Linked DNA regions of Mus musculus: all the other regions are linked to region 1. Evidence: chromatin loops called from intact Hi-C (ENCODE). Cell type or tissue: gastrocnemius. All regions are shown on one strand. Each heading gives the region's core, and the rest is flanking DNA. Links, peaks and the distances in the headings are about the cores only. Region 1 overlaps Gm32753 (a long non-coding RNA gene). Region 2 holds the start of Pfn2 (profilin 2). Region 3 overlaps Gm40056 (a long non-coding RNA gene). Region 4 overlaps Gm40056 (a long non-coding RNA gene). Region 5 has its middle 31 kb from the start of Gm32753.

What was found. Peaks named below come from ENCODE experiments on the same cell type or tissue, not always from the same donor. Only the 100,000 strongest peaks of a DNase experiment are listed, where the experiment ranks them.
Region 2: a loop joins it to region 1, with 10 times the contacts of the local background. A loop is called at or near these places in 4 of 42 quality-filtered maps.
Region 3: it touches region 1 in a loop (3-fold over the local background); 3 of 42 quality-filtered maps call a loop at or near these places.
Region 4: a loop joins it to region 1, with 3 times the contacts of the local background. A loop is called at or near these places in 3 of 42 quality-filtered maps.
Region 5: it touches region 1 in a loop (3-fold over the local background); 2 of 42 quality-filtered maps call a loop at or near these places.

Annotation. Positions count from the first base shown.
Region 1 is chr3:57,972,683-57,979,218 of GRCm38, reverse strand. Gm32753 (a long non-coding RNA gene) reads right to left here. Exons shown (of 4, transcript XR_867305.3): 2 at 2,072-2,190; 3 at 1,138-1,218; 4 at 389-533. The region is part of intron 2 of Gm40055 (a long non-coding RNA gene); the gene reads left to right. Among named protein-coding and RNA genes, the nearest start is that of Gm32753, 26 kb to the right of the region's middle. In gastrocnemius, for the core only: a CTCF peak has its summit at 3,541; no DNase peak of the experiment used is centred there; H3K4me3 peaks cover 426 bases; H3K27ac peaks cover 3,594 bases.
Region 2 is chr3:57,843,577-57,850,112 of GRCm38, reverse strand. Pfn2 (profilin 2) reads left to right here and starts at 2,356. Exons shown (of 3, transcript NM_019410.3): 1 at 2,356-2,762; 2 at 4,747-4,939. The coding sequence starts at 2,631. In gastrocnemius, for the core only: a CTCF peak has its summit at 3,980; DNase peaks (open chromatin) are centred at 2,255, 2,613, 3,038 and 3,968; H3K4me3 peaks cover 4,336 bases; H3K27ac peaks cover 4,733 bases.
Region 3 is chr3:58,119,001-58,125,536 of GRCm38, reverse strand. It overlaps Gm40056 (a long non-coding RNA gene), which reads right to left. Exons shown (of 6, transcript XR_003954487.1): 4 at 3,078-3,173. Among named protein-coding and RNA genes, the nearest start is that of Gm40056, 33 kb to the right of the region's middle. In gastrocnemius, for the core only: a CTCF peak has its summit at 2,634 (motif pointing right); DNase peaks (open chromatin) are centred at 761 and 2,650; H3K4me3 peaks cover 417 bases; H3K27ac peaks cover 490 bases.
Region 4 is chr3:58,109,800-58,116,335 of GRCm38, reverse strand. All of the region lies in intron 2 of Gm40056 (a long non-coding RNA gene), which reads right to left. Among named protein-coding and RNA genes, the nearest start is that of Gm40056, 24 kb to the right of the region's middle. In gastrocnemius, for the core only: no CTCF peak of the experiment used is centred there; DNase peaks (open chromatin) are centred at 2,157 and 3,685.
Region 5 is chr3:57,916,095-57,922,630 of GRCm38, reverse strand. No RefSeq gene overlaps it. Among named protein-coding and RNA genes, the nearest start is that of Gm32753, 31 kb to the left of the region's middle. In gastrocnemius, for the core only: no CTCF peak of the experiment used is centred there; DNase peaks (open chromatin) are centred at 3,074 and 3,564; H3K27ac peaks cover 1,409 bases.

The DNA of each region.
Region 1 (6,536 bases), core at 585-5,584:
GTGCTTGAAGGTGAATCAAAAGGCTTTGATAGTGTCTACAAGTGCCATTTTCCTTAAGTGCCTAAATGGAGTAAAATTTGAAAGGTATTATATTTTGAAGAATTTTGGGTCTTCAACCTCGAGGGATATTATTCTCAGATTCATGTTATAGACTTGCTGCAGTTTTAATTACTCATGAGAAGAAAACCATGATGTGAAAAAGAAAAAAATATCCCAACAACATACAGAACTCTGGAGCAGCCTTATGCTTTTAACAGTGTGATTTTGTCCAGTAGTTAAAACAAAGAAGGAAAGGAGCCCATTAGAAAGTTCACATAGCACACTCATCTCTACGTTACATTTCTTAAGGTGGTCCAGGAGACACGAGGTCCAAGGCTTGGACAGCAGATCTGTTGGGTTCTCAGAACTAGCTGTGTTCTTACTTTATTATAAACCAAGAAGCTTCTTGACTGAGGGCTGTGTTCTCAACTTCTCAACCACCAGAAGATGTTCTGTACGCACACTGAGAGGTTCGCACACTTTAATTCTTCTCACTAAAATATAAACACAGTTCAAGGATCATCAATACTAAAAACAAAAATCTTCCAGTGTGAAAGCAAGTGACCCCCAAATGAATATGCAGGCAAAAGGGATTTAGGTGGACCAATGATTATAATGAAAAGAGAAGAGGGAAACATCAAAGCTACCAGAATTCAGAGTCTCTGGGAATAAAAAAGAAAAGTGATTGTGGTCATTAAATAAATCAAATAGGAACAAGGACAAAAATCAAACAACAAGGAATCTGCTCATGCAAATTAAAATTATAATACTGGAAGCTAAAATATCATACTTTTCTTTAAACTGAAAATGGATATTAAAAATTAGGGGTGAAATAATAGAGTCAAAGGAAATCTCCTACAAGTAGAGATATGAAATAAGAAATTAAAATTAAACAAGAAGATAAGAAATGACCCCAAATTCCAATGGGAAGCTAGGAAGGAAAAACAAAGGATGGGGGATGAGGAGATGAAGGAAATTATACAGGAAGTTTCCAGAGAGTTATACAGGAAGTTTTCAGAGCTACTGGGCCTGAGAAGTTCATTATAGTGAAGTGGTGGGTGGGGGTGGGAGCTAGGGGGAGGGGGGAGAAAGTCTTACATATGACCACGTCTTTCAAGTTCACAGTGTGCAGAACAGGAATTAAAATAGGTCCATCTTCCTCAGAGGCAATACTAGGGGCTAGAAAAGAGTGGGAGAAATGCCACTAAATTAAAAATCCTCAGGTATTTAGGCCTTACCTATTCTTTCCTAGAAAATGATCAAAGACCATTAATGCCAGTAAAACGGGATATGAATCAATGCATGAGAATCCTTCAGTGGAAGAAAGAAGGGCTGCTTCATGTGAGAACAGTGGTGGGAAGCCAGAAAGCTGTCCCACAGCCTGCCAGCTCCTGACATCGATAGCTGTTTGTTTGTTTGTTTGTTTGTTTGTTTCATTACCGAGCTTGGTTTTTCCTTTGCTGGCTTATTTTATCTTGGCCATTTGGTGAGTATATATTGATACATCATTGTGGGTTCCATTTGCATCTTTCTGATGGCTAAGGTACTAGGTACCTTTTTTTATTGCTCATTTACACATTATTTTGTCTGTTCAAACCATTCTCCCACATTATAAACAAGATCTCCTTTTTCTTTTTGATGCATAGGAATGCTTAAAGTGTATTTGGAATATGAGCCTTAGGCTTTTGTATTACTATCACAAAATTCTTGACTGAAACAACTTAGAAGACTTAGTTTGGTTCCTGGTTGCAGGGTGTCAGCTTCTCATGGCAGGTTGGGGGCACAATAAATGGCGGAACATGGCCATTTATTATGATGTATAGAAGGAGTTAAAGGATGTTCTAATAAGTAATAAGAAACAAGGGGGAAAATTTAATAAAAATAAATTTTAAACCTTTTTTAAAAAGCAGTAAAATAAAAAAAAGATTCTTAAAAAAAAAAAAAAACAAACAACCTTTATTTCTCTAAGACCTAGAACTTGGAAGGAGCCAATTGACATATGTATATATTTATTTAATAGCAGGAGACCTACCATCAGTTGGTGGCAGGCGTGGTGTTCCTCTCAGTAGGATGAAATGCCTGCGTCACACCAGTTTCTCTGGAGAGACTGTTATTCATCACAGCAGTAATGTTCCCTTTGCAAAGCTCCCACTGGAAGGGAAAAGGCACACTGGCAATTTATATACAAAAACCAACCCACACTTGGCATTGAAAATTAGCTGGGAAACTTGTATGTAGTCTGTTAGTTATTCACAGACATGTTCTGACTTCTGATGGAAGGGCTGCGGTTTCATAATGTTATCATCGCAGTGAAATCAGAAAGCAGCAAAGCAATGTTGAAGGACTGGTTTGTAAGCTTCTCTCGATGGCAAACTGGAACATATGCAGGTTTCCTTGGCTCAGCAGCCCTGTAAAAACAGCCATCACCACACAGACCTGTGTTTAGGATTAGTAAGTTGGCCTTTGTCCTTAGCATTCACCTCTGACTCACTGCTCCTTTGAGGTAATTATGAAGTCAGCCTCCTTCCTAGAAATACTGAACATTCTCTGTCAGAATACCCTGGGCCTAGGATCTGCAGACACTGCTGTTGTAAAGCAGGGCATGTATAAAAACTCTACAGAAACCATCTTTTAACATTAAAGGAAATGGTGTGATTGAAAAGGGTAAATGTACAGAGTGTTCGGCAGATGAATCTTGATTTTAAATTTCCAATTTACCCTACAGCCATTGTAGCCACTCACTTTCCATTTCTCCCCCAAATAATCTAGTCCTGCATCTGCAGAGGGCTGGCTAATGTGCTATTCAAAAGTACACCCATGTACATCATCAGGCCTAATTATAACAGGAAATGTGATGGACACACAAGTCAAGTACATAATGTCTATTCCCAGATGGAAACCCTGAGTCCCTAGAACACATACCAATTTGCCTTAAGTCTCACAGTTAATACAGAAATGGGGCTGAAATCCAGTAAAGGAAGTGAGCCAACACTTTACACTATGTACCTGACGTGCTTGCTGAAAAAGAAGTAAGACTTCGTCTTCGCCTTCAGCCATGATAGGTTCCATCTGAATTCATTTAAGCAATAAATCCTCAACTTCAGTAGTTCTGTTCAGCCCTGGCCAGGTCAGGATGATACTGGGAAATCCATGAGTCTGTTACTTTGTTAGCTGCCCATTCTGCGTACTATCAGTGCTCTGCTCAATAACCACTGACCTGAACAACACTGTATAGCAAGCCAACAAGAGCTACTAGAGTCACAAGGTTTAGTTTGGTCATTCTCCTACAGTCCATTATGGAGACAGGCAAGTAAACAGATATCACCTCCCAAGCATTCTGCTTCGGTGGAAAGAGACAGACATGGTGGCTTGTGTCTGTCATCCCAGCACTTGGGGAGATAAGATTGCCACAAAGTTGAGGTCAGCCTGGACTACAAAGTGAGACCCTGTCTCAACAAAACAAAACAAGCCATCAAAAGGTTACTGTGAGCGTCCACAGGGGAGTGCCAGTGAGTTCACTAAGAAAGAGTCTTCTGGGGCTAGAGGGATGACTCTGCAGTTAAAAATACTTATGGCTCTTGTGGAGGACCCAGGTGTTGGTTTCCAGCGCCTACATGGCAGCTCTCAGCTATCTTTAATTCCAGTCCAAGAAACCAGATACTCTCTTCTGACCTCTTTAAGCACGGGGCACTCATGTGGTGCGCATAGGCAAAGCATTCAGACATATCAAGTGAAAACAAAACAAAACAAAGATTAAGAAAGGCTTTCTATGGGAGGGAATGTCTAGGATTCGTTGTTAAGGATGAGGAGACATTCTGCAAGAACTGAAGGGCTGAAAGCACGTTTGGTATATCATGATCCTAGCTCCCAGGGGTCTGAGGCAGGAGAATCCAAGTACCAAGCCAGCTTGGCCAGGCTAATAGGAAGACCCTGTCTCAAAACAAGACTAGACAAAGCAAAAACTAGAAAAGCAGAAGGAAATTCCAGGCATGCCCAGAGACAGAGACAGAGACAGAGACAGAGACAGAGACAGAGACAGAGACAGAGACAGAGACAGAGAGCTGGAATAAATAAACCGTATAGCAAGGATGTAAGATGCATATTAAAGGGGAATGGTCCTTAATTATAAAAGTCACTAATGCTCACATACCTGTGAGCCTCAAATGCCACATGCCGTGTGCCAAGCACTCCGAATGCATTTAATTCCCATCGTCACCCAGGTGGGCAAAACAAGAAAGTGAGGCACACTGCTACTAAGCAGCTCAGTATTCCAAGGTCAGTGCTTTCAACTCTGATATATACTGCCTTCAGAGTGTGTGCCTGAGTGTGTGTGTGTGAGCAAGAAGGGAGGAAGAGGGACAGGATACCCACCAGCATGTGCACACATGTGCACGTGCACACACACACACACACACACAAACAGCATTGGAAAGCATGTGTAAACAGGCTTAATCTGTTGAGGGATTTTACCAAAGAGGGCTGAGAAAGTCGCATAAGAAAGTGAACCTCAATATTATTAAGGGAGCCTGAAAATTAAAGCCAGGTACCTATTTCCAAGTGAGGTTAGAAGTTGTGCTATTCAGGAACATGGCTGTCCTTCCTTCAGGAGGGGCTACAACGTTTTCCAGGTTGTGTGAGTAGCATATGAATCTATAGAGCTGTGTAACCCCTTTCAATATATATGATCTGTAAAACTCAGTTACTAATAACCTGAACTTAATGCTGTAAGTGTTACACATGGCTCACAGGGAACAGAAATGCAACAAGGACAGCTTCTATACCTTTCCTTTCTTTTCTTTTTTGAAGATTTTAATAGCTATCACTGGCCCCTTAAGAAGTTCAAAGTTAAATTTGGTGCCTAGTTCTAGAAAGACAAAACTTTGTAACAGTAACTATCAATCTCGCCCCACCCCCACCCCCGCCGCCATTTCATGTGAAGTCTGCAATGCTCATTTTCTTCCCTCTGTTTTCTTTAAAATGCCTATTATAATATATTTACATATTTCTTCATGGATTCAGAGAGATACAAACATATCTTTGAAAATAATGCAGTCAAATTCTTTTGTAATGAGGTACATTATAATTAAACACATACACAAACCAGATGTTTCTTGGAGACTCAGAGATGAGGTAAAAATGAGTTTACTTCCAACCCTTGAACCTCAGACTCTTCTGTGACTTTAAACTCCCATGGATCATGTCGTTTCAACCCCATTTGATCATTATTTTAGCCTGGTACTTCAAAATCTAGCTACTGACCACCACCACCCAGATCCCAGGTACTGTTACAAGCAATGGCAGCACTGTTTGAACCACAGCTAAATTCCTGTTCTGTCTGGATTGACGCACTGCCTGGAGGCAGGCAGGCAAACAAGATACGAAGATATGGAAACAAAATCAGAGCATGAAAAGACATTTTCAGAGGGGGACAAAAAAAGGCGCATAAAGAAAATGGCACAAGGCAAAGGAGGCCCCTGGTGTTGCAACTTGCTCTGCCCAGTGGGTGGAATCCTCTCTGAAAGATGACCCTGGCCAGGACCTGTGGATGTGAGAGAGAAATTCCCTGAAGAGAGAAACACCCAGGTCCATGCTCTAGTGCCTGGCTGACCTGAATATGTTTATAGAAAGAAGGTAGGTGTATGTGGCTAGGGGTTAGTTGCACCCTGGAGAGAGCCCTGTAGATAGGCACTGAACTCTATGGAGAGAGAGATAGCATAGGGATTACTAACCAGAAGGATGTGGAAATTCATCTGAACAGAGCATCTTATTCCTGATTTTGAATAGCCACGGTTACATTGGAGTGAAGCTTGTTCAGAAGCAGAAGACACACTAGAACAACTCTTATTGTGGCTTCTTCAGCTATGAGATGCTGGACATACAACTGGCATTGAATAGAGTTGGGCTCAGTTTAGAGATGCTGGCAGAGAGACAAGCCTCAATGTGAACCACCCAGCCTACTTCCTGGCTGACTTCTGCAAGACATTCACTTGAACCAAGAGAGCAATTTGAGCAATTTTATTTAGTAGGAAATAATTCGTTTTGGGAGAACATGTGGGTATCTTTGGTGCAGACCCTCCTGTCTCACTGTGCCTCCTTAAAAGATGTGTGCTGTCTGCTTATGACCCTCCCCTCTCTGCAAATCCCCGCACACGTGTGATTTCACCTCCTGCCCTTCATGGCAAGCAGGGAAAACATTCCACACTAAATCTCATTTACATGCATTGACTTGTGGCTAACTAGATGATATGCTGTTATGGCTTGTACTCATTTAGTTGACATTTATTTTTATTTTATACTTTAATTCTCTGTTGTTGAAAACTTTTTTCCAAGTCAGGCCCCACACATTGTGGGAAATTCATATGCTCTGTGTGGCTGTGGAGCTGGCTGCAAATAGCTTGTGACCAGACCTATCTGTGTGGCCCAGTCTGGCTGGCAGTCTGTGAATAAAACTGTCTCCATGTCACTGCACATGAGATGAACTGCAGTGTCAGCAGGTT
Region 2 (6,536 bases), core at 886-5,885, 130 kb after region 1:
CTGACTTCCTTGGTGATGAACAGCAGTGTGGAAGTGTAAGCTGAATAAATCCTTTCCTTCCCAACTTGCTTCTTGGTCATGATGTTTGTGCAGGAATAGAAACCCTGACTAAGACATGACCTCAAATTGAAGAGTTCCTTTTGAGCCTGCCTTCCTAGTGCTGGGATTAAAGATATGTGACACTACACCCCCTGCCCCATCTTTAATTAAAAAAAATATTTTATGCATCTTGGTATTTTGCCTGCATGCATATATATGTATACCACCTGCATACTTGGTGCTATGGATCCCCTGGAACTGGAGTTACAGACAGTTGTGAGCTGCCATATAGATGCTGAGAACTGAACCCGGGACCTGGTAGAAGAGCACCCAGTCCCAACTACTGAACCATTTCTCCACCCCATCTTTATTTTTTTAAGGTGATAATAAAAGTTAAGAATTAAAATGATTGTGACAAACAGGCAGAATGATAAATAGGAAAGAGTAAGGGAGATTAAATCAGATGAGGACACAAAGGCAGAAGTGGACAGATTCCTGTATAAGGAGCAGAATTCTCTATCTTCCAAACAGGAGGACAAATACTGTCCCAACTTGACAGCTGACTACTCTGTTGTTGGCCCTCCTCTAGTTTCCATGGTCTTAGTCCTACCTGTGGTAGTTTGAATGAGAATGGTCCCCAAAGGCTCATACATTTGAATGCTTAGTCATCAATGACACTACACAGGAAGGATTGGGAGGTGTGGCCTTGTTGGAGGAAGTATGTCATTGTGGGTGGGGTTTGAGGTTTCAAAAGTTCAAATTCAGGACCAGGACTCTTCTTGTTGCTTTGGGATCTAGATGTGGAACTCTCAGCGATGCCTCTGTATCATGTCAGCTTGTATACTCCCAAGCATGATGATAATGGACTAAACCTCTAAAACTGTAAGCCAGTCCCTTTTAATTTTTTTTTCTTTGTAAGAGTTGCTGTGGTCTACAGGGGAACGCCAGGGCCAAAAAGGGGGAGTGGGTGGGTAGGGGAGTGGGGGGTGGGTGGGTATGGGGGACTTTTGGTATAGCATTGGAAATGTAAATGAGGTAAATACCTAATAAAAATGGAAAAAAAAAGAGTTGCTGTGGTCATGGTGTCTCTTCACAGCGATCAGAACACTAGGACATTAGTTTTATTTTTTAAAGTCCAATAAATAAATAAGCAAAAGTTCAGTGATGCTATTATAAAATTGTCAGTGTACCCCACAACTTTAAAATTGACAACAGCTTGCAATCTATTGGAGCTTTCTTTCCCTTAATAGGCAGGTCAAGTTTGTCATCCATTTAAACTAGTCATCACTGGGGAACATCTGATGCTGGGTCTAGACCCAGCACATAAAATTAATAAAGATGTAGGTGAATGTTCAGAGACCCTTAAACCACTTCCCACCCTGTCTTATACAAGTCTTCCTCAGATCTAGATTCTGAACTATTTTCACCATCTAGTACAGTGGGTCTCAACCTGTGGGCCTCAAACCCTTTGGGGTCACATATCAGATATCCTCCACATCAGATATTTACAGTATGATTCATAACTAACAGAATGTCAGTTATGAAATAGAAACAAAATAATTTAAGGTTGGGGGTCAGCACAGCATGAGTAACTGTATCACGGGGTCACATTAGGAAGTTTGAGAACCACTGGTCTAGTTCAATGACTCCTTTTCTAGCTTGATTATTCTTTGTATTTCATGGATGTATTTAACGCACACTAACTTTTGCAGTTACCAGGTGCACATAGGGTCTGTTTTGTTTAGAATTTCTGGACGACTGAGCCACACTCATGATGAGCAGCACTGGGTTCAGGGCAAAAGCTCCACTGAACCTGAAGTTCCTTGTACTCAAAGGAGGCAACAAAGAGCATAGAGCTGCTCTGATTTCAGGAGCGTGCAGGCGCAGCTGGCCAAGGTCTTCTAAGAGACACCTCCCCAAGTGTGGGCCATCCGCACTGGCCGCTCCCACTACAAAGGGTAAACCCTCCGCATCCCGTCACCAGGGCAACCCTGCCACCCGACACCGATGCTGTCAATACCGCGTCCCCGAGCGGGCGCTTGAGAGGTGAGCGTGGCCGCTGGGCGCCCAGAGCTCCGGCACCCCACGGCGCCCACTCAAGCTGCTTCGCCTCCTAGCCGGTGGTGAGGCCTCCGCCGCCGCGCCCCAGCCGCACGCCCACTCGCCTCCCGCACGTGTGGGCCGTGATTGTCCCCGGCGGTATCCCTCCGCGCCCCCGCCTCGGCTCCCCCGCCCTCCCGGGGACCCTCGCCGGCTGCGCTGCGGAAGGATCGCACGCACGCGCGCGCACATCCCGCCGGCCGCGGAGAGCCGAGGGAGCTGCGGCGGTGTGAGACGGCCGTCACCAGCCCCGCTGCCAGCGTCGCTCCGCCGCCGGCTCCTGAGCCCCGCGGCCGCGGCCGCCCGGCGCTCCCCGCTGCGGGTCCTGTCACCGCCCGCCGCAGTTCCCCGGAGAGGGGCGGTCGGTGCCTGCGCAGAGCCGCCTCCTCCCCGCCCCCGCCCCGCCTCCACCGCCGCCGCCGCCGCCGCCGCCGCTGCCGCTGCTGCGCCTCTGCTCCTGCCGTCCCCGCTGCAGTGCGAAGGGCTCGAAGATGGCCGGTTGGCAGAGCTACGTGGATAACCTGATGTGCGATGGCTGCTGCCAGGAGGCCGCCATTGTCGGCTACTGCGACGCCAAATACGTCTGGGCAGCCACGGCCGGGGGCGTCTTCCAGAGCATCACGGTGAGGCCCGGGGGCGCCAAGCCGGCAGGTGTGCGGCGGGCCTCTGAGAAGGGGACGCCCGCCCGCGAGGAAGGGATGCGGCTAGGGCTGAAGGGAAGGGTACCGCCGGCTTCCTCGCCCGCCCGCGAGGAAGGGGATGCAGCCGGAGCCCGGTTGCGGGCAGCTGAGCCTGGGGATGCTGCCCGAGGCCGCGCGGGGGCGGGGCGGCCGGACTCTTCGCCCCGGCGGCGCCCCGGCTTGCGGCTGCCAGGGTGGAGGAGGGGACGCCTCCCCGGGAGGCCCTCGGCGTTCGGGGAGCCCTGCGGGCTGCAGTGCGGGTCCCCGGGTGTGGGCGGGGGGAATCTGGGCGGCAGGCTGGCCCTGGATCTGGTTCGGTTGTGAGCGCGGAATGTGGGAGGCGGCAGTGGCCGGATCCCGGGAATTAATGGAGTGACTTTGCGTAGGCTTGCGGGTGTCCAGGCCGCCTAGGCTGGAGAGAAAGGTACGCGGACCACGTAGGTGGAATGGTGAATCTACTTCAGCTTGTGGTTCTATAGTTTTTTTTTTTTTTCCTCCAAGATGGCGAACTGCCATTGATTTCTCTTCTCCACCTATAGAGATTCATCGATATACTGTTATCCCCAGTTACGCAACATAGCTCTAAAAAGGGGATGGTTTAAGGGTGATTTAAAAAAATCTGGGGAGTCGCTGGAGGGGGATAACACTTCTCCAAGTCACTCCCTCTTTAGTGATGGTAGTAAAAGAACTAATACCGATTTATGCTTCACGGTGCCTCCTTTTCATGTGACTTGATGGCTTTTGACTGGGTTGCCACACATTTGGAGAATATTCGTCAACCAGTCTCCAACACTGCTTATTGTTATGCTTGTTTCTATGCAATGCTCTTTAAGATTTTGACACCAGTATCAAGTACAGGACCATTCTCTTAATTTCTTTGCTCCCCACTCCCACTCCCTCCCCTACCACATAACAGAATTCAAGTCCCATATCACAGGTGCTCAGCATTTTACTACTTAATGTGGTTTAACAAATTAGTGTGGATTCAGTCTGTGACAGGAGTGCTTTAAGATCTCCTGTCCCCATGTGGGAGGCCACAGTTCCTATAGCGAATTGACATTTGGTGATTAACTTTTTTTTCTGCAGTCTTGTCTTTGTGTGTGAGTTCCCGCTGTCTGGCTTAAGAATATTGCGGGAGTATGCTTGGAAATGGCTGGGGCCTGCTATGACTCTGCAGTTCTGATGGGGGCGACGCCTTCCTTCTTATTCATGGAACGTTAGAATGAACAGATTCTCTTTTCCGGTTCTGGTGGCTACCTCACTTTCTTTACCAATGCCCCTCCATTTTCTCTCTGATTTTGCTGTTGCTACCGCAGTGCTGTAGACAGAATCACTCTGCATTTGTCCAGAAGGAAAGCAGGTTATTGAATGGAAGGGCAAGGCAAGTTGGAGAGAAAAGAGTGGTGGCTAGAAAAGTAGGAGGGAAATATGAATTTGGAGATGTCCCACAGTCTGTGGTAACTGAGGTTCATACTACCAGGGACATTTCAAGCTGCTTGAAACAGAGATGTAAGCAGGCCCATCTGGATCGACTTTACCCAACTTTAAATTTGATGCAACATGACTAATGTGGCAAAATATGATAGTCAAGCTGTTGTATACAAGAGCTTATACCTGAATCTTTACAATTACATAAGCACCTCAAGTAGCACCTGACTTGAGATAGTTTATAAATAACTCGTTTTCAGTTTGCACCTAGTGTCAACTGCCAACTATTTAGGGAAACTCTCTGTATGGTTGATACACACTGGCTTTTAGTTAGCAGGCCTCACTGTTCGCTGCAAAAGCAAACTAATGTGTAAATCATGTAACCACGAAGGAATAGGTAATAATAAAAACAGCTATCTTGATTCTACGGTAGCACACAGTTTGTTGTATCAGATTCTGATTAACTGTAATTTTTTTCTTCTTTGTTTTGGGTGGCCAGCCAGTAGAAATAGATATGATTGTAGGAAAAGACCGGGAAGGTTTCTTTACCAACGGTTTGACTCTTGGAGCAAAGAAGTGTTCTGTGATCAGAGATAGCCTATACGTTGATGGTGACTGCACAATGGACATCCGGACAAAGAGTCAAGGTGGGGAGCCAACATACAACGTTGCTGTTGGCAGGGCCGGGAGAGGTGAGTAGGCTTTTTTTTTTCTCCTTAAAAGTTGCATGTCATATTACAACTAGGGTTTCTTTAATGGTTTAAATTGAAAATTGGTTCATAATGGCTATTAAGGTGGTTTTTGTGAACTGCTCAGCACTGAAAGGTGGCACTGCTTTCAGCCTGTCTACTTTAGAGTGGTGCATATGCAGCCTCATCTGACTACTCTAAATTATGACAGCTTTGGTAAACCTAAAAATGAAAAGGTGCCTCAGTCCAACGCGTTACGATGCTGTGGGATAGATGGTTGTTAGTCTGTGCCAGTCACTTAGTTATCTTTGTGTCTAATTAGTCTTTACTTGGAGATCTTTCCTTTGATGTTTGCTGAGATTTGAAATCAATTCTCTGCTCATCATTAGAAAAGAAAAGAAAGGAAGGAAAAAAAGATCACATTGTTTTATTTTTTGCCAGGAACATTTCTGAAGAAGAGGGATAGGCCAAAGTTTTAGAGTACATGTTCCATTTGCTGAAATACTTCCAAAGAACGAGATATCAGTTTGAAAAGTAGGAAACTACTCGCAGTTTAAGAACTTGGCCCACAAACTCTGGTACCAGTTTCCAGACTTGATAATAAAAGTTCTGGTTTCAATATGGCATAAGGAACTGTCATATTCCATAGAGAACCTTTGACATTGATGTTTACTCTGACATCTCACCGACACACAAATACATACATGTACTAACCTGTATAACTGCCTCATTTGGCAAAGTTAGCACCTAGAACAGTTCTATAGTGTGAAATCACAAGAGCCTACAGTGAGCTATCATTTAATGCTGTGGGTGTCTGAGGTGTGGTTTGTTTCAGAAACAAATCACACAAAACAAGATAACTTTAAAACAGACAAATCTTAAGTTTTTGCTGCTTCTAGATACGTAAGATGCTAGGGTTGAAAAAAACATGCATCTGCTGAAGGGCTGGAAAAATGTCTTAGTGCATAATAGCCATGACTGAGGTTCTGTTCCCAGCACCCACCCTGCAGCAGCTTACAGCTGTGTAGCTACAGTCCTGGGGGCTCCAATGCCCTCTTCTGGACTCCAAGGACACCAGTCACACATGCAGTATGTATATATGCATGACAAAAACACAAATATGCATCTTTTAAAAAAAAATCAACATTTGAAGCCAAATGAATTGAAACTTTTTTTTTAACCATAGAACACTGCTGACACCTAGTGGCAATAAGTATATTTGAAACACACCTGTACATATAGTTCAGTTCACAAATTAGGTGCTAGAAGTAGTAAACAGGTTTTGTGGTTTTTTTTATTTTTTTTAGACTGGAAAGAATTAGCAAAGGGAAGTATCTGTATAAGACAGATATCACTAGTGTAGAGTTTTGTGACTGGCAGTAACATTTCTGCTTAAATTTGGTTTTCATTTTCCTCTGGAAGTAATAGACATGTCTCTCATTTATAGTCACACGTATAGGACAATAGCTTGTATTTATCATGCATGTTACATTTGGGGAGAGTTTGTAAATGAAAAATATGAAAGTTTTTAAAGTATGTTGTAGGAGATGAATAGCATGATATCAGCCAGACTGTTTCTCCTAGGATGCAAGGTAAACTG
Region 3 (6,536 bases), core at 621-5,620, 150 kb before region 1:
GGGAGCCTTGATTGAGAACATATCTCCCTAAAATCACCCTATAGGAAAGCATGTAGAACATTTTAAAATTAGTGATTCATGGGAGAGAGCCCAACCCATTGTGGGTAGGGTGACCTACTGGCTGGTGGTCCTAGGTTGTATAATAAAGTAGACTGAGCAACATGGGAAGCAAGCCAGTAAGCAGCAGCCCTCCATGGCCTCTGCTGATATCAGTTACTACATCCAAATTCTTGCCCTGTGTGACTTCCTGTCCTCACTGCTTTTGATAATGAACTGTTCTGTGGAACTGTGAGAAAAATAAGTCCTTTCCTTCCCACATTAATTGATATTTCATCCCAGCAATAATAACTCTAGCTAAGACAAGTTAGTTCATCCAGGGGATGGGATATTCAGCACTAGACAGGAATGAGTTAACAAGCCAAGGAAATATGTAGAGGAGCTTAGACACACAGTGCTGTATGAAACAGGCCAGGTTTGCACCTCACTGTGTGGCATTCTGGAACAGGCCCAGCTATGGAGACAATAGGCAGGAGGGAAGGTATACGAACAGATGAAACACAAAATTTCAGTACAGAGAAAATACTCTGTGTTTTAAATATATTTACTTAAATTATATTTATTTAAAATATTCTCCCATGCAGAATGCCTGCCATTACATTTTCCAAAACTTAGAATGTAGCACACCAAGAAGGAGTGTAAATGACAGATTTGGGATTATAATGATGTGTCAACACAAGCCTATTAATGACAGCAAGTACTGCACTCTCCAGGGGTGTTGGTAGTGTGGCATTGTGCGTATGGACAGGAAGGGGGATGTGAAAGAAACCTCTGTTCCTCCTGTCAGTTTTCCTGTCAACCTAAAACTAGTCTAAAATTTCTCTCTTTAAAAAAGAAAATGAAATGTATAGGATCATAAATTGTCAAATACTCAGAGATAAATCTAGAAAGATTCCATTAAAATTAAGAGCCCGTATTCATCCAGATACACACTGAGAGATAGAAATAGGAAGCCAGGAGAGGGGGTGATCCCATGAAAACATATCGATGAAGGTCTCTTAGCTAGAGCGTGTCAGGAACCAGAACAATCATTAAGAAAAAGACAGATATTAAATAAGCAAAAAGGGAGAATGGCCACATGGAACACATGGGAACACGTGACAATCAGACATGAGGGAGAGTCACCCAAGCCACCAAGGAGTATCAGTACCATAAGCAAGAAACTCCAAAAACACAGGTAACAATACCAAGTCTCTGTCTCAGAAGAGAGGGACAAAGGGAACTTATGTGTTGCTCACTCTAACACATACACAACTACACCCCCCGTACAGACCCCACATACCACACACATGCAACACATACATACCACACACACAAACACATATACATATTATACAAACACACCACACATACACAACATATATCACATACACGTAAACACAACATAAACACACTACATACCACACATACACATATACCCAGCATACAGATACCACATACCACATACACACATCACATGCTACATATCACATACTTACAACACTACACACACATTGTATCACCACAGACACACACACACGCAGGCACCATACACACACACACACACAAATACATACCACATATACATACACACCACACACGTGCCACATACCACAGATACACACATACAGACTACATACACACACCCCATGCTACATACCACACACTGCACATACCACACACACACATACTTTATCACCACACACACATACATCCCATATATACAAACCACATATCACACCCACACACAAACCACAACATACACACTACATACGACACACACACACACAAACACAACATACATATATCACATACCAGATACACACCACATTATCACATACCACACACACACACCACACATACTACACTCACTACACTATATCACGACTCTCTCTCCCTCTCTCTCCCCTCCCCCCACCTCTGCCTCTCCTCGGAGATTGGACTTATGCGTGCAGGGCTATGTGCTACACTGGGTCACAGCTCCATCCCCCTTTTACCTTTTATTTTGAGAAGGATTTCACTAGGTTACCCAGACTGGCCTTGAACTTGCGTTAGCACCAAGGAAGGATCAACCTGGAGTTTTCTAGCTTCAGCCTTCTTACTAGCAGAATTACAAGGCGCAGTCTGCATTTCCCTTTGCCCATGGTTTGACATTATATACTAACGTTCAATGTATGAACATCCTATGTGACTGATCAGTTATGAAAACAAATGCCCAGAAGCTGTACAGAAACGGGGCTCAGTGTATGCACATGAACTGGGCTCAGTGTACGTGCCTTTCGGGGTTTCTATCTGAGCCGACTCATGATGGGCTCTTTTCAGCATCAATGAATAGTCAAGGTCTTCAGACAACTTGTTCCTCCTTGATTCCTGGTTCCAGTCAGTCACATCGTGCCATTTCCCCCACATATCAGCAGCTTTGTATATTTTCTGGGATTTTTTTGGAGGGGGGGGTGGGGTGGGGAATAGGGGCAGTATTTTTTATTGTGCGAAGGCAAAAGTGAATTTGTTCCAACACTGCCCTTCCTTCTGAAGAGGGTTAGTCTGGATGTCTTTGGTACTGCTTGGAAATGACACTAGGTGGCGCTCCTCCTTTTCAGTCCTCGCCGCCTGCTGGCAGCTGAGCAAAGGGGTTTTCCAGCACACGTGAGCCCTTGTGTTGCCAGAAAGGACAAGGTCATGCCAACCCGGAATGAGAATGGCGTGGAGAAGTCTGTCCTTTGGAGGAGGGTGAAGAACATCCTTCCTTATGACAGCTAGGGGCTTATTCAGCTTGCAGGTAGCTGTTCTACTTCTAGACAAGCCTCAGAAACTGATCAATCAGTACTTCCCGAAGGGACCCAAGAGGAGCAGAGTCCACGACCTCGCTCTCTCTGGGCAACCTTGGCTCAATCCTTCGCTGGGGCAAGCATTTACTGGTAGCCCATAAAGGGCTCAAACAGTGTCTGCTGTCCACTGAAGGGTGACGTTATATCATTTTGCAGGGAATGGGAGAAAGAAGGGCAGGTCTTCAAACTTCACGATCCATATCCTCTACTTACCCTTCCTAGCTGCTGGGAGACCCAAGAAACAAATATACGTGGAGATTGGCACCAAACTGCCTCCAGTTGTCCCCTACCCCAGGTGACTGTAAATTTCTGGAAAAAAAAAAGTCTCTGCTTCAACACTTTCTGTGCTACCCATACATCCATATATGCGCCCATCCACCCACCCACGGAGGAGCCTCCAGGCACGGCCACACTGCCTGCTTTGCTTTTCCATCTATTCGTTAGCCCTATTTTACCGTTGTCTGTTACTCCATGAGGTTGTGTGCACCCGCTGTGTTTAAAAACATTGCCCTTAAGCACATAGATGCTTTGTAATTGGTCCTGGATGACCCAGAGATCCAGCTGAATCAGTCTTCTGTAAGCCTGTTCCCACCTGTATAAACTACCCTATTCCAGTTTGTCAATTTGATTCTCTCTGTAATATAAGCCTTTCCTTGGGGGGAAAATATCTCATTAAAGTACTTTTGATCTGAAAATCTCCACCGAAAATTTGGAGAAGAAAAATGACTGGAGAGTTTAACCCTGAACTTTATGGTTGTTAACAACCACAATACCTGTGGTCACCCTACTTTCTCCCATCTCATGAACCTCTCTGGGACCTTTGGATCTTCCCAGTTCCCATATTCAAACCAAACTTCGATCCAATGTTTGCTCACCTAAAACCCATTGATGTATTAACCAAACTGAAGACCTTTCCTTCATAACAAACCGAGAGAGCAGAGATAGGACAATCCTCTCTTATGGCAGCAACCAACTTGCTTCTCTACGATGAAGCTTTCACCTGCTCATCTGATCCTGTAGCTTTACACATCTCTGTCTCAAGTTAGAATACGCCGTCCTCTTCCTATCTGCTCATGGTTTTATAGAGAACAAAATGCTTAGGAAGATGATAGACAGAAGTCTCCAAGAAAATCAATAGACCCTCTAAAAGTCTGGGATCTGAAGCTGAAGTTTTGAGTCTGGAAAAAAGGGGAATCCCTCTTACCTTTGCCACGATGACTGTCTAAAGAGGCGTGGAGAGTTGTAATTGTCTGTACTAGGTTTCTTATTTGTTGCAAGGAGGAGTGAAAAGAGGCCATGGTTCTCATTCTAGAATTTCCTCTGCTTCCCGAAGCAAAGACCTCCCCTCACTTTTAAACATGTTCATAAAGGGAGTTGCCGAAGCAGATTCACCTAGGAATCTCAGAGGCTCACAGCACCACTGTACATTGTCAGTCCTGCAGACCAAGGTAGTTTTACTTGTTTTCATTAAGAGGCCCCGTTCCCTCTACTAGCCTGGTCCATCTTCCTCTCCATCTTTACAGTTGCTGCCAGACAGAAAAAGATGGCAAAGGAGATGTGTCTGCTGCTTCTGTTCATCGTGGCCCTTTACAGAAACTTTGCTCACATTCCAAATGGCTCGCTACAGGCAAGCAGAGGGTTTGGGAAGCTTGACTGATCGGGAGGCACATGAACCTCTAAGGGACAGTTTGCTGTGTTGGTCACTGGCTGGAAATTCAAATTCCCATCTGGGTTTCTGTTCCATGTTCCTACCTTTTCTGGAAACATTTTTCATTTTTATTCTTTTAACCAATTAATTAGTTGATTAGTTTTTGTGTGTGGTGTACACACAGGTGTATGTGCATTTGCGTGTGGGCAGGCACACACATGTGCGCACACACAGAAGCTATGAGTCCATGGCAGGTGTCTTCCTCAACTGTTCTCCATCGTATATTTTGAGGCAGGGTCTCTCACTGGCCTAGAGCTTGCTGAGTTTACTGATTAGTGTTGTTGAAGTTTTAATCCCATCCCAGGATTTCTACCCCTCCCCTCCTCCTAATCATTCAGTTCCCAGATAAAAGATACACAACTTTTATTATTTGTAGTAAGCCTTAAACAGCATAATAGCTGGGCACATATCTACCTTCTATGCTGTTAGAATCTACTTTCCTATCCATAACCCTGCGTTATTACTTACAACATTTCATCTGGACTGCTCTTAACTCCAATTGGCCAGCCGTTTTCATGACTCACCTAACCCATAGTGGCTTCTTCTCCATGCAGTCACTGACTTCTCCCCTAGTGGTTCTCCTACTACTATAAGCCTGGGAACCCTAAACCACACCTATGTCTCTTCTGCTGAGCTATTAGCTGTTGACATCTTTATTCACCAATCAGAAATAACCTGGGGCAAGGCCGAGTAGTGTCACTTGGTTTTACAAGCAGGCTCGGGAGGAACCAGTATTAGCATTAGAATACAAGCATCATCAAGCCAACCCACCACAGATTAAGCTGGGCTGGCTGACATTGAGGTCCAGTGATCTTCCTGCCTTGGCCTCCCCACACGTTGTCACATTCAGCTTTTCATGTGGATGTTGTGGATATGAACTGAGGTCCTCATTCATATGAACTTTACCCATTGAGTCATCTCCCCAGCCATTTCTCATTGTTAAACCTGAAGCTTCAATGGTTAACCCTTTACCAACTCTTTGAATGCATTCTCTTCTCTAAAATTTAAGACCTTTGTTCTCACTAAATATATATATATATATTGAATTTTCCTTGATTTAGACTTTCTTTTACTGATCAGTTCATGCATCACTTTCTGGCTTCCTTTCACGAGTGTGTTGCCACATACCCGAGGATCTTAGGACTCCAAGTTTCCACGAGAGACTACAATTCCCAGTATTCCCTACTCATACACCACTTATGTCTAGCTGGGCCTGTTGACTAATTTTCAACAATTGGATTTGAGCAGAATAATTTTGTAAAGATATGGGTATACGGTGTCAATGGGAACACATGTACCCATAGTCTCTTTCCTCATATGCAGATGCTAAGAAGAAAGAATTGCTGGACAGAGAGGGTCTGGGCTCTGAAAGGCCTTAGGGACCATAGCCTCACCTTGAGCTATCCATAGCTATCCTAGGAAGATAACTTCTACAGGGATTGCAACAGAAACATGGAAGTCTGTGATACAGCCTCATCTCTCTTCTGACTTGCTTTTCTTCTGGCAACCATCCCACTGTTCACTCTCTCTCTGTCTCTCTCTCTGTCTCTACCTCTCTGTCTCTGTCTCTCTCTCTCCCCTAAATAAACTATTGAAGGTTTAATGCCTTTCAAAAACTGTTTCTTTAACAAAAGTCTTGAAATTAGAAAAGACTTCAAATTTCCATGAAAAGAATTTGGAATTGTAGAACCCTTGAGAAATAGAGAGAGGGATGGAGAGAAACAGAAAATTACTTGACCATAGCTTTTAATCATCTATAATTCATACCTAATCATTTGTTGACACTTACATACATTTTTATTGAAATTTACATACATTGTGATAAGTACTGCATTGAATCCCCCACCCCCCAACTTTTAGATATCTCAAACAGGAATTATTCTGAGGAAATCTGGCAAGCTCTTTCCCTTTTCATTCTTTACATGTTTTAAAACACCCACTTATTTTCTCTAGAAATCACAGCT
Region 4 (6,536 bases), core at 995-5,994, 140 kb before region 1:
CTTCAGCTGTCAGCTTCTTTGAGACTTTCCTGGGTTAGTCCATATCCAAAGACCCACTGGAGTGCAGAGGACCAGCCTTTTGACCTTGCTTGGGGACACTTTAATGGTCACTTTATCTTCAGACATCCTTGTTGGCTGCATGAAGCTATCAGGTTGGTAGTGGATCTACTTTTGTTGATTCCAAGGGCACTACTGAATATATTTCCTATACATTGATCTTCATTGTAGACCTTTATCTTCAAATAATCTGATCTGGAGCAAGAATGAAATAAGAATGGATAAGAATTATTATCTTTTTGTTCCTGAGAAAATATCCATTCTGGAATTGTGGTGTGCATGTGTGTGTGTGTGTGTGTGTGTGTGTGTGTGTGTGTGTTGTCCACGCATGTGTGTGTGTCTGTCTCTGTGTGTATATGTTTGTGTGTATGTATTTGTGTGTCTGTGTATATGTATGTGTGTGTCTGTATCTGTCTGACTGTGAGATAGACATATGCATATGCATTATAGAGGCATATCTACATGCTTTCTTGGTCTCCACACTTCTAAGAGCTTTGGAGAGGTGAGGTGGAAAACAGCTCCTTTAAGAAAAAAAAAGTACAACCCACTTTAAACTCCCTGGCAGATGCATGTGCATTCTCACCACCCGCCAAAATGCTCTGGATTTGCAAATGAAAGACACACACACACACACACACACACACACACACACACACACTAGCTTATTTTTAATATGCTCTAAGCAGTTCAATGGTTGGACACTTCCAAACCTTCCTGGGGCTAACACACTCTCCCCTCTGACATTCCTGAATTATTTCTTACTAAAATTTGTGTTTCATCTCTGCTGCTCCAGATTCAATTAGGGGACTGCTTTCCCCCTATTCTTACATGGCTGGTTCTCTGTCTTCCCCAGCTCTCATGGGTGTATCCTATTGTTTCTCTGGCATGGCAATTCTAAACTGTTGTCTTCCCATGGTTCTTTGCCCAGGAAATCTAAACTCCCTCCTTTGTCTCCCTGTCCAGCCATTGGCCACTGGCAACTTTATTTACCAATTAGAGCCACCTGGGGACAGGGACACTCAGTGGCTCACACTCAGATGTGTGAATTCTCATGTGTGACTTTGGGAGCCGAATTAAAACAAATAGCATTACAACCAATCGACAACACAACCAGACCATGAAAGAAATGCTGTCACATCTTCAGACAGTAATTTTCAGGCATGCAAGGGGAAGCCACATGACTGACTCTTCTGGTTCAGCAAAGGTCTGAGGGTTCATAGAGGGCAGGTTGTGCTGGAGGCTCTCTGAATGCAAAATGCAACTCAAGGACCACGGCCAGCAGGCAGGTAAGGTGGAAGGATATCCAGGAGCATAGCACTGGGGCTTTCAGAAACCACAGTAGGAACAAGGAAGAGTAGATTAGATTGGGCAGAAGCAGCAACATTTTATATCAATAACCTAGAACAGTAATACTTGTGAAATTCCTTATTTGATTATTTTTCATGTTTTTCCCCATACATGAATATACCATGGTTTACCTGATCTTAGGCCAAGACCAAGAAGTGACAAAGGGCCTTACAGGATTGGTGCCTTTGGAATCAATGGGCTGAGGCTGAAAGGCAGGTCCAATTTGTGTGTCTGTATATGTGTGTATAAATGTAGAGGCTAGAGGACAACCTTGGGCATTCTTTAAAAGCTCTCTGTCCTGTTTTTGAGAAAGGGTGTCTTGGTTAGTTTCTTTCTGTTAGCTTGACACAAGCTAGAGTCCTGAGAAGAGGGAACTTTCATTGAAAGAATGCTCCCTCCAGATTGGCCTATGTGTAAGCCTGTGGGGAATGTTTTTGCTCAATGATTGATGGGGGGAGTGGGGGACAGGCCACTGTGGGTGGTGCCCTCCCCTTGAACAGGTGATCCAGGGTTGTATATGAGCAAACAATGAGGAGAAGGTCAGTAAGTAGAACTCCACAGCCTCTGCGTCTCTTCCTATCTCTAGGTACCTGCTTTGAATTTGTCTTCAAACTCTCATTCATGGCGGACCACAATCAGAGCATGTAAGCTGAGATTAAACCCTTTCCTGGTTTCTCTGGTCATATGTTCTATCTCAGCGATAGAAACCCTAACTAGGACAGATGGTCTTTCGATGTTCTTCAGCTCATCAAGTAGGCTGCCTGGCTGCCAGCAAGCTCCAGGGATCCATCTGTCCCAGCTTCCCTAGCACTGGGATTGCAAGCTGCCGCAGTGTGTGGGTTCTGGAGATGAAGCACAGCGCACATGCTTATGTGGCAAGCGCTTAACTCGCTGATTATCACTTCCACCTAGCAATATCAACTTAACAACAAATGGATGGTCAAAAATCTCCTCTTTTATATTATTAAATGTGAGACTAATTCCAAGTGGAGATGACATATTTGGCTGTCTCCTCCATTGCTTCTTTTCAGCCAGCACGATTGATCCTATAGATTTCCGACTGCTGTAGACAGGAAGCCACAGCTCTCACCTTAAAGGGTGAGAAGAGGTGGTTAATCTGAGTGAAATATGGCCTGGGAATTTAGATACCTATTACCCCAAATTCCACAATCCAATATGGTAACAGTTTAAAGAAACTTCCTAGTAACAGAACACAAATTCATAAATCAAGATACTTTTCAAATGCATTAATGGAATATCAGGTAGGTGGTTTACAGCAAAGTGTGTGAGTGTGTGTTTCTCTGGCATAGGCCTCACATACTAGTTGATGACATCTTAGCCATTGGGTTCATAGAAACTGGTTGCCTGTTTGTTACTGCACTAAAAAGTTTTTAATGTTTGAGTCACAGAACGTTAGGTCAGGCAAGGAGGTATAGAAGGCATGGCTGTTAAGGGGCTATATAGATAGCCTAAGATAGGTTCTAATGCAGCACTGGAGGCAAAAATTACAACCTCTCCACAACCACTGAAGAGCTAATCAATTAATCAGCCTGGCAGAAGAGTCAGTAGAAAGTATGTTTCTTCCCAGGAACTTCCAACATCTTCCTCCTAATTGGTTTTGTTGCTTCAACTCCCTTCAAGGAGACTAGGACCCTCCCACAAGAGGTTCCTACCCTGCTCTGCCTGTGCCTCCCTTTGTGTAGAGCCTCAATACTGCCTGGCTCTCTGTCTAGCTTCTCTCCTTCCCACATTCTCTCATGCCTTGTATGGGCCAGTCTCTCTGCATAGGATTCGTTGTAACCAAATGCAGATTTGTTTTCAGATGGTAGGCCCATCAGAGACTTCTCCAACCTCTCTGTCTGGGTTGAGCATCTCTTTGCAGAAGACTTGGCTATGTAGATGTCTGTTCCACTCTAAAGGGTGCTGGAGGCCACAGACTAGTCCCCATTCTTGAGTCCAGGAAGTCTAGTCTAGGTCTGACTTAGAGAATGATTGAAGGTTTTCACTAACTCTGACAGCGACAGTGGAAGGAGCTGCCTGCCATGGGTAACTGGATCTTTCTGCTTCCATTTTCCTTTACTCACTGAGGCCCACAGCGGGTAAAAGATCCCCCAGTGTCCCTTTGGAGGCAGGAGGAGGATGAGGAGAGGACCTTTGTTCAGCTCCAGATGGCAGAAGCTGGGATAGAGCCCAACAGCTGTGTTTGGGTGGAAGTCGAGGGGGGCAGATGGCCTGATGTCTGTTTGCACACAGCCCGAGAAATCACCGTCCTGATGGAAGACCTTCTCTGAGGCTAACTCAACAGGACAGTGATGGAGCAGGGCATGTGCCAGGGCAGCCACTGTGTTAGCATTTACTGCTCAAACACTGGTCAGCACGATTCCAAGGCAGCAAAAACTGAATGCTCTGTGCAGAAGGCCCCCGTATTCTTCATGGCGGCTTTTAACATTGCAATCCAAACAAAGCCTTCTCTGTGTTAAAGCCCCATTAATTACTATCATTTAACAATTGGTTTAACAAAAGCAAGCCTCATTAGGTTTCAATCTCATTTTGTGTAAATTTGGACAGCCACTGAAGTATTCACCCAACCAGCTCTTATGGGGGTGGGAAAGAAAAGTTGGGGACTTCTTAGTTGCTCAAAATATTTTATGTGTGTATAAATGTATTTATATTTTTATCGATGTATTTTGTATAGTATATAATGTAAATGTATTTGTATAAATGTATACATTTGTATACTGCATTTATATTATTTGTATTTACAGAAATACAAATATATTTTTGTTTATGTATACATATATATTTGTATTTATTGGCAAGTAAATCATTGCAGAAGAAGCTGAAGGTGAAACTGATACCTCTTTACTGACGGTCCTTCTTCTCTTGATCCAGGCCCAGTCAGTCCTACCTGTATTCTGAGGATGTGAGGATATGCATAGGATTTATATTAGTTACCAGTTTGGGTACTATATGAGACAGCCCCTCCAAATAGGTCATGTTTTCTTCATCTGAATTGACTGTTTTTTTTTCCTAATTGAATATTCAAGCTCTGACTTAAAAGCGTATTTTAATCCCTGTTCTTACTAAAATTGAGGATTTGAAAGATATAATGCCATTAATTATAGGTATTCATTCTTTTAAATAGTTTGATGTTTCTGAGACAAAGCCTTACTATATAAGCTTGCCTCAAATCTGTATGCCTTAATCCCCCTAGTACTGCAATTACAGGTGTGTCTAACTGAGTCTGGACCTCCAATAATTTTCTTAAACAATCATGAAAAATCAAAATGAATTGGCAACACACTGACGAAGAAAGAGTTCTTTCTCCTTCCCCATCACACATTCCTGCTTAGCAGGTGCAAGGAACCTAGAAAGCCTTGGATTATTTCTTTCGTGTCTGCCCTTCAAGAGTTCCCAGCTGCCAGACAGATCTAGCTGAACTTATCCAATGAGAGCCACTAAAAGTTTTTATAATTAAGTAAAAATTTAAAAGTTAAACATTCAGTCCCTTGTCTCGGGGATATTTTAATAGTTCTATGGGCACACGATTTAAGTAACTCCTGTACTGGATGGCACAAATACATAGCATTCCATCACTGTTAAAAGCTCCACAGCATTGAAGACTAACTAGGCAATTCGCCCCAGCGCCGGTTCAGGCTTGCTTGTTTTTATGACTGAATTGACCTGTTGTCTGAGTTTATTAATCAGTTCAGTTGGAATAACTGTATACTCAGGCAGCTGTGGGAGAGAGGACAGAAGGGGTTTGTTCCATGAAATGGTAATAGTACAAGTGTTGAACAATACTAATAGCTGATATCTACTGAGCCATCTATGCTGTGCTGAACACCTAACCTGTGTTATCTCATCTTCTGCACAACACACAACAGCCTGATTATCCCAGGCCATCAGGAAAGCAAATTAATAGCAGAACTGGAAAGGGCCTCTAGTGTCTGTCTATTCAACCCTTAATTTACAAAGCTCACTCTCTAGATTTTGATTGGATTCAATTGTGTGGCCTTGGACAAGTACCTTTTTATGCTTGAGTTATCTTATAAGAAAAAATGGAGACTTTTATAGATATTATTGATGTTTCAATCTATGAATATAGTTCATGTTAAGTACTAAAAGTCTAGTTAAGTGCTTACTGTTGATTATTAAATACAGTCACGGAGATTCCAGAGGGATTAATAACTTGCACAAGTTCACATATTTAATGCCAAACTAGTACTGTTTCCATCACAACAAATGATCCCTTCTTATATAGAAGCCATACTGTGTCCTATTCCAGCCACCATCAAGCTTTGGCTTAGCTTGGTCCTTTTTGCCTTAATGGCTTGGCAGCCAGTTGCTAGTGTCCTGGGAAACATGAGTATTTTTGCTTTGGCGAAGTCAGCAATGACTTGTGATAGCATCTGGGGCTCCCTGGATTGCTGATGTGTGGAGGCTAGCCTAGATGATCTCCAACATCCCTGCCATTTAAAATGTGATCAGATGATTTGAGCTAAGAGATCATGGCTAAATCAATGAGGAAAGATCGTTTGACATAGTTGTCTGTATGTTAAGATTAGAATCTAAGAATCCTGTCTCCTAGAAGTTAAGAATAGAACGCTTGTTGGCAGAGTCTGAGGTGAGTGCTTTCTTTATATAAAAAATGTTGAGGAGCAACACATGGTGGCTCATGTTGCCATCCTGGCACTCTGGAAGCTGAGAAAAGAGAACTGAGGGTTCAAGACCAGCCTGGGCTATACAGCAAAGCCCCCTTCTCTGGTATGTTTAAACTGACTTAGACTCTGTACATGTGTACAATGAACACATGTGTGAAAGTATCAAACAGCATTCCATTTGTATGGATAATTTTTAGGTTTTTATATATCAGTTAAGCATATTTAATTTCAGAAAATTTTCTGCTGTAGGGTAATAGTGGAGTAGAGAGAGCTGAGACGGAGAACATATTCAGAGACCACTAGACTAGTCCAGGCCTTCCAGGGGCCTATTTATACCATGCCTGCAGCTAATGCTTCAGTGGTCAGCACGAGTGTGGTCTTGAGTCAGGAATAAAGATGTCCTCCTTGGCTCTGTCTTCAGTTGTTGCCTCACAGGGTATATTGCAAAATACCTGAGTTTGTTTAGGA
Region 5 (6,536 bases), core at 510-5,509, 57 kb after region 1:
TGGCCTCATCTAATCACCAATCTCCTCTTTTTTTGGGTCTCCAATGACGAAGTGCTGTTGCTTGACAAAAGGGACAACACACCAATCTGATGAAATGGAGAGAGACCTTCAAGGGCTAGGTGTAGCTTATTTGAGAGAGTTCTTACCTAAAGCCTGTGTTCATAACCAGCACTATATGTGACCCTGTCTCAAAAATCAGAACAGTCAGGAAATCAATAGAGCTAAGTGACCAATAGAGCTGATAATGCCTGCTGCCAAACTTGATAGCCTGAGTTCAATCCTTAGGATCCACACGGTAGACAACTGAGTCCCACAGGTTGTCTTCTAATTTACACACACACACACACACACACACACACACACACACACACACATGCACACACACAAATAATGATAATAATTAATAATACTAATAAATGTAAAACAGCATCAGCATCAGATTTGTGGTGACTTGGGCAACACAAATCCTAAAACTAGAATAACATCAAGAAGATTAGCATAGGCCCTGTGCAGAGAACAATTTCATAAGTGTTCCTTATTTGAGAACAAAAGACAATGACATCCTGAAATGGTACTCCTGACACCCCGCTGACCCAGAACTCCTGTCTCATTGGGAAATTGTCATCTCATAACCTAGCCCTCTACTCTACCCAGAACTCTCAACAAATTACATTTCTAATTTGCTACTCCCATCTCTAAAGTCTGCCTTCTGATTTAGATTTGCATGTCAATCATGTTTTAATTTGAATTTGATTTTCTTTTAGCTAATAAACTTTGTCTCCCAATATTTGAATTCAAAACCCAAGTTCAGCAATTAAAATATTTATTCCCTGATTAAATTACATTTTACATCAAGAAACATGGTACTCTGCAACAGTCCGCAGCTATGGATTTCCCTTCTCTAAGCCACTGTCATGGAGTCACTGAGGATAGGATCTACTGTCCATATAATAAATCATCAATGCCTCATTTAAATGCAACTCATATCCAGGAAATTCCAGTCATAGGGTTTCTTTTAGGTCAGGGACACATGTACAGCCATTTCTCCCACAAAGAGATTTACAAGTGCTTAGAGTGACCTTAGCTTCTCCAGTTTCCCAATCCAAATAGTTAGCCTGACCACATGTGAGCCGGTGTCACTATATCTGAGCTGATGTCACTACATCTGAACAGCCCTCTTAAATATGCTTATACAAATCTCTTTATAGTTCTGTCAGTTGCAGCAAAATTGCTTCATAACCCCTCACCCTTAGTCATTCTTGACCACTGAAAGCCTTTAATCTGCTGGGTAAATTTTATAGACAAGGGCTGTCTACAGTTATAAAAGAATTATGTTAGCTGGATGATGGAGCAACATCCCAGATAGTGCAAATAGTAAGAGAGATGGAAGGCCCACTTCTTGTCCAGCCTTGGGTAGAGGAGGGAGGTGTTCACACTTAGAGCATTGGACTGGAGAGCTGCACTGCTGAGCCAACCTTTGGTTTTTAAATACATTCTGCCCACAGGTGTCTCAGTAATTTCTCCAAACTGTTTTTCTTTCACTTCCCACACCTTACTTCTCCCTCCAAAGTAATCCAATTTCTACTGCTCCCCTGCAGACAAAACAAAAGTGAGATATTTCTAGAGGAGAGGCATACTTTAGGTCTTCTATTCCCTCCACATTCTCTGGATGGATTAGCACTAGTTCCTTTAGGGACTACCCCCCAGGGAAGAAGCTTTGCTAATACATGAATGCTTAGCAATGTAGATATTCTTACAACTTATTTCCTTCATTGTCTTGGAGAAATTGGCCTCTGTGGGCTGCTAGTCAGTTGGAGCTTGTGTGCTCTTTCCTGTACAAAGCTTTGCTATGTAATTCTTTCCCTTCCTTGTCTCTCTTGGGACAACATTGCTCTGTCAGCCAGTACCACCGAAGTTGGGACCTCAGAACTTTCCTGTAAACCTCGGGCACATGTAGGTTCCTTTGGAACACTATGGAACTATAACAGGGATCCCTTTGAAGGACTGTGTGTAGAAGGGTACTTATACACCTTAAGATGCGAATGGGAAGAAGCGTCTAAAGGAGGAAGCTCTGCCCGTGCACATCAGTGCTTGAAGAGATCACTTTGATTTCGACCGGCAGTGCTGAGCTCATGTCAGCCATACCCTTGACCTTTAACTTCATCACCATCCAACAAACATCTAGAATTCTACTTAGAGTGAAGATAAGAAAGTAAAGGACAAAGAAGCTATTCACTCACAGCTCTGTAAGGCTTTACCAGCAGGGAGACAGTCTCCTTCCCCACCCACAGGAAAAAAAGAGAGTATCTTATTTTCAAATCATAAGCACAAGTTCTGAGCTCACTATTGCTACTCAGAGCAGCAGAGCTCCAAACCACGACTGTGCTATGTGGATGGAAAAGGGAAGAGGGGGGTGCAGACAGCCCATGCAAAGCTGTAGACACAGGTTCAACTTGCCTCCCCCAGCTGGAAACAGGAAAAATGTGCAGTTAGAGTTCTTTTGATTACATGATGAGTGGCCCAGTCAATTAAAAGAATAAATAAATCACATTATTACCATTTCTGCAGCCCTGTTTTATCCAAATTTGGTGGGAAGGCTTGAATCAGGCACGTAATAAAAATACATTTATTCAATTGCCTGCCTCACCTCCCCATTCCAGCCCTTTACAGAATATAATGTCACTCCAAGTTACTGTATTTTTTAGTTGATAAATGAGCTGATATGTTCAAATCAGTCTGGGTTTTTCCCCCTACATTGGTCCTATAATTCAGAGTATTTCCAGGGGGTCTTTACAAAAGTAGAAAGCCCAGGTGGGTCCCAAGATTCCAATATTGATTTCAGATTACAAATAGACTGTGAGGGGCAGAAGGACAGGCCAGATCTTGACTTGGGCTTCTGGATGTCCTCTCTGAAGCCCACAATTCAGATGGCTGCAATTAGTTGCATTTTGGTTGCTAATTGCTCCTGCCACTGGTGCAACCAGCCACTTTAGGGTGCAATTACTCTCTTGTGGGAGCAATTATGCACGAAAACCATTCTGCACGTGCAGCCTAATTGTGACAAAACAAAGGGAGCCAGGGAGGAGAATTTGGCTCATCAAATCATAGCTCCAGCTTTATACACATGCCAGCTACCAGAAGGAAGAACAGTGGGACAGTGCAGTAACATCAACTGCCTGGAATATACCTAGTCGTACTACTACGGATACATCTTTAGAGGATTACATTGTGAGGTTAATTTAAAAAGAGCAACTCCTCCTAGCTACTGGCTTACCTTTTGCCAACATTGTATCTAGACACCAGATCAAACCATAGAACGCTCTAGTTAAATACCCAGCTTTACAGAAAATACCAGAATTTTTTTTTAATTCTGTTTTGTATTGGCTCTGTTTCCCCAAGAACAATGATGCATCCAACCCATTAAATTATAACATGTCCAGGTCTCCCTTTGTCTCTGCTAGACATGCCAGCAACCATAAAACAGGATTCAGTGCTATAATGAGCCGACATGAGGTTCAAGTTCCAGGAGCATCAGGCCAATTGGCAAAGCATGAGAGCCAGGGTCTCGAGGCAGCATGCATGAAGATAACTGCCACATCACAGCTCAGTGACTGTTTCAGATTTTAGGGCACCACTGCATAATTCTGTGACCCCAGTCTTTGGAGATGGAGACAGAGAGATCAAGAGTTCAGGGTCACTCTCAGCTACATAGCAGTAAGTTCTAGTCAGCCTGGGCTACATGAGATCCTGTCTCAAACAATATGTAAACAAAAAAGCAACCAAGAGAGAGAGGGTGGGGAAGAAGGAGAAGAAATCGGATTGCACTGAAGTCCATCCTCAACCTGTATTTGCTCACTTTAGCTGGATACACATACATACATACACACACACACACAGATACACACACAGGAAGACATACTCAGAAATACACACACATTCGAGGGCACAAATACACATATATACACACATACTCAAGAATATACACACATGTGAGTGCACACATAAACACATGCACATACACACATAATGCACATATGTACAGTCATACACACATACAGGAACATACACATATTTGAGTGTATACACAAATACTCAGGAACATAAACCCATGTGAGTACACACATAAACACATGCACGCGCACGCGCGTGCACACACACACACACAGTAACACACACTCAGGAACATATACACATTCAAGTGCACAAACACACATACACACACATACTCAGGAATATACATACATGTGAGAGCACATATAAACACATCCACATCCACACACATAGTGCACATGTTTGCACAAACACTCATACACATCCACAGGAACACACATACACACATTCCAGTGCACAAACACACATAACCATACACATACTCAGGAGCATACACACATGTGAACACACACATAAATACATGTACACACACACACACACACACACGAGAACTCAGCACTTAGACGGTGACAGGTTTTGTTGCACATTTGAGGCTAGGTTGGACTACAGAGTGAGTTCCAGGCCAATCTGGATGATGTAATGAGACCCTATCTAAAAAAGGAAAGAAAGAGCCCAAAGATCAAGCCTTTGTGGTACTGAAGACATTAATCCGTTAATCCGTTTGTACTGACTTTGCACTGTTTTTGCAACATTGTCTTTTGTTCCCTTGGCTACATGTATTGGTTCTCCTATCTTTTGATGTTTCTAGTTAAGATGCCTTCAGTAGTGAATCTGAAAATATCTTCAGCAAGTGTTCACCACACAATCTTTGAGCCCATGATTTCGCCTCTTTTAGCAAACTCTCTTTTGCCAGGTGCCACAAGCTCCTCCCAGGCAGGTCTCTAGCTTAGGCATCTTCATAAGCCATTCCAGTGACATTGCATTTTATGTGCACCCAGACCAACTGAGAGGTTATGATGTCTGGGAAGAGACCTGGAGCTTGAAATTTCCCACAGAAGTCATTGGCCTTATTCCCAAGCACAGAACTCAAATTGGAAAATATGTGTGCTCATAAATGTTTATGTAAACATCCAACTGTGAGAACAAAACATGCATTTTATCTCCATTGCTACCACCCCCCATACCCAACCTCTATTTTCACAATATATGTGCTGCAGTACAGAGGATCTGTTATGCATAGGGGCATCATCAATATACTTTGCCTAGTTCTTAAAGGAGAGATTAATGAGAGGGTCGGGATAGAAGATACAGGAAGTGCAATGAACAGCAGCCTTATTTATAATAGCCAGAAGCTGGAAAGAACCCAGATGTCCCTCAACAGAAGAATGGATACAGAAAATGTGGTACATTTACACAATGGAGTACTACTCAGCTATTAAAAACAATGGATTTATGAAATCTTGGACAAATGGATGTACCTGGAGAATATCATCCTTAGTGAGGTAACCCAATCACAAAAGAAGTCATTAGATATGCACTCACTGATAAGTGGATATTATCCCAGAAACATAGAACACCCAAGATTCAATTTGTAAAACACAAGAAAATCAAGAAGAGGGAAAATCAATGGGTGGATACTTCATTCCTCCTTAGAATAGGGAACAAAACCATGAAAGGAGTTACAGAGACAAAGTTTGGAGATAAGATGAAAGGATGGACTATCCAGAGACTACCCCACACGGGGATCTATCCCATAATCAGCCACCAAACCCAAACACTATTGCATATGCCAGAAAGATTTTGCTGAAGGGACCCTGTTATAGCTGTCTTATATGAGGCTATGCCAGTGCCTGGCAAATACAGAAGTGGATGCTCACAGTCATCTATAAGACGGAACACAGGGCCCACAATGGAGAAGCTAGAGAAAGCACCCAAGGAGATGAAGGGGTCTGCAACCCTATAGGTGGAACAACAATATGAACTAACCAGTACCCCCAGAGCTCGTATCTCTAGCTGTATATGTAGCAGAAGATGGCCTAGTCGGCCATCACTGGGGAGAGAGGCCCCTTGGTATTGCAAACGTTATATGCCCCAGTTCAGGGGAATGCCAGGGCCAAGAAGCAGGAGTGGCTGGGTAGGGGAGCAGGGCGGAGGGAGGGTATAGGGAACTTTCGGGATAGCATTTGAAATGTATATAAAGAAAATATCTAATTTAAAAAAAGTGCAATGAACACAGCCACATTGTCTTATTGCTTCCTCAGAGGTCACATGACTCCCTTCTTGGGCAATCTTAAGCTTCAGAGAAAGGAATGCTAGTTGAGCTAAAAAATAGTATGGGTACTTGTACTGGCTAGTTTTATGTGTCAACTTGACACAGGCTAGGGTTATCACAGAGAAGGAGCTTCAGTTGGGGAAGCACCTCCATGAGATCCAGCTGTGGGGTATTTTCTCAATTAGTGATCAAGGGGGAAAGGCCCCTTGTGGGTGGGACCATCTCTGGGCTGGTAGTCTTGGTTCTATAAGAGAGCAAGCTGAGCAAGCCAGAGGAAGCAAGCCAGTAAAGAACATCCCTCCATGGCCTCTGCATCAGCTCCTGCTTCCTGACCTGCTTGAGTTCCAGTCCTGACTTCCTTTGGTAATGAACA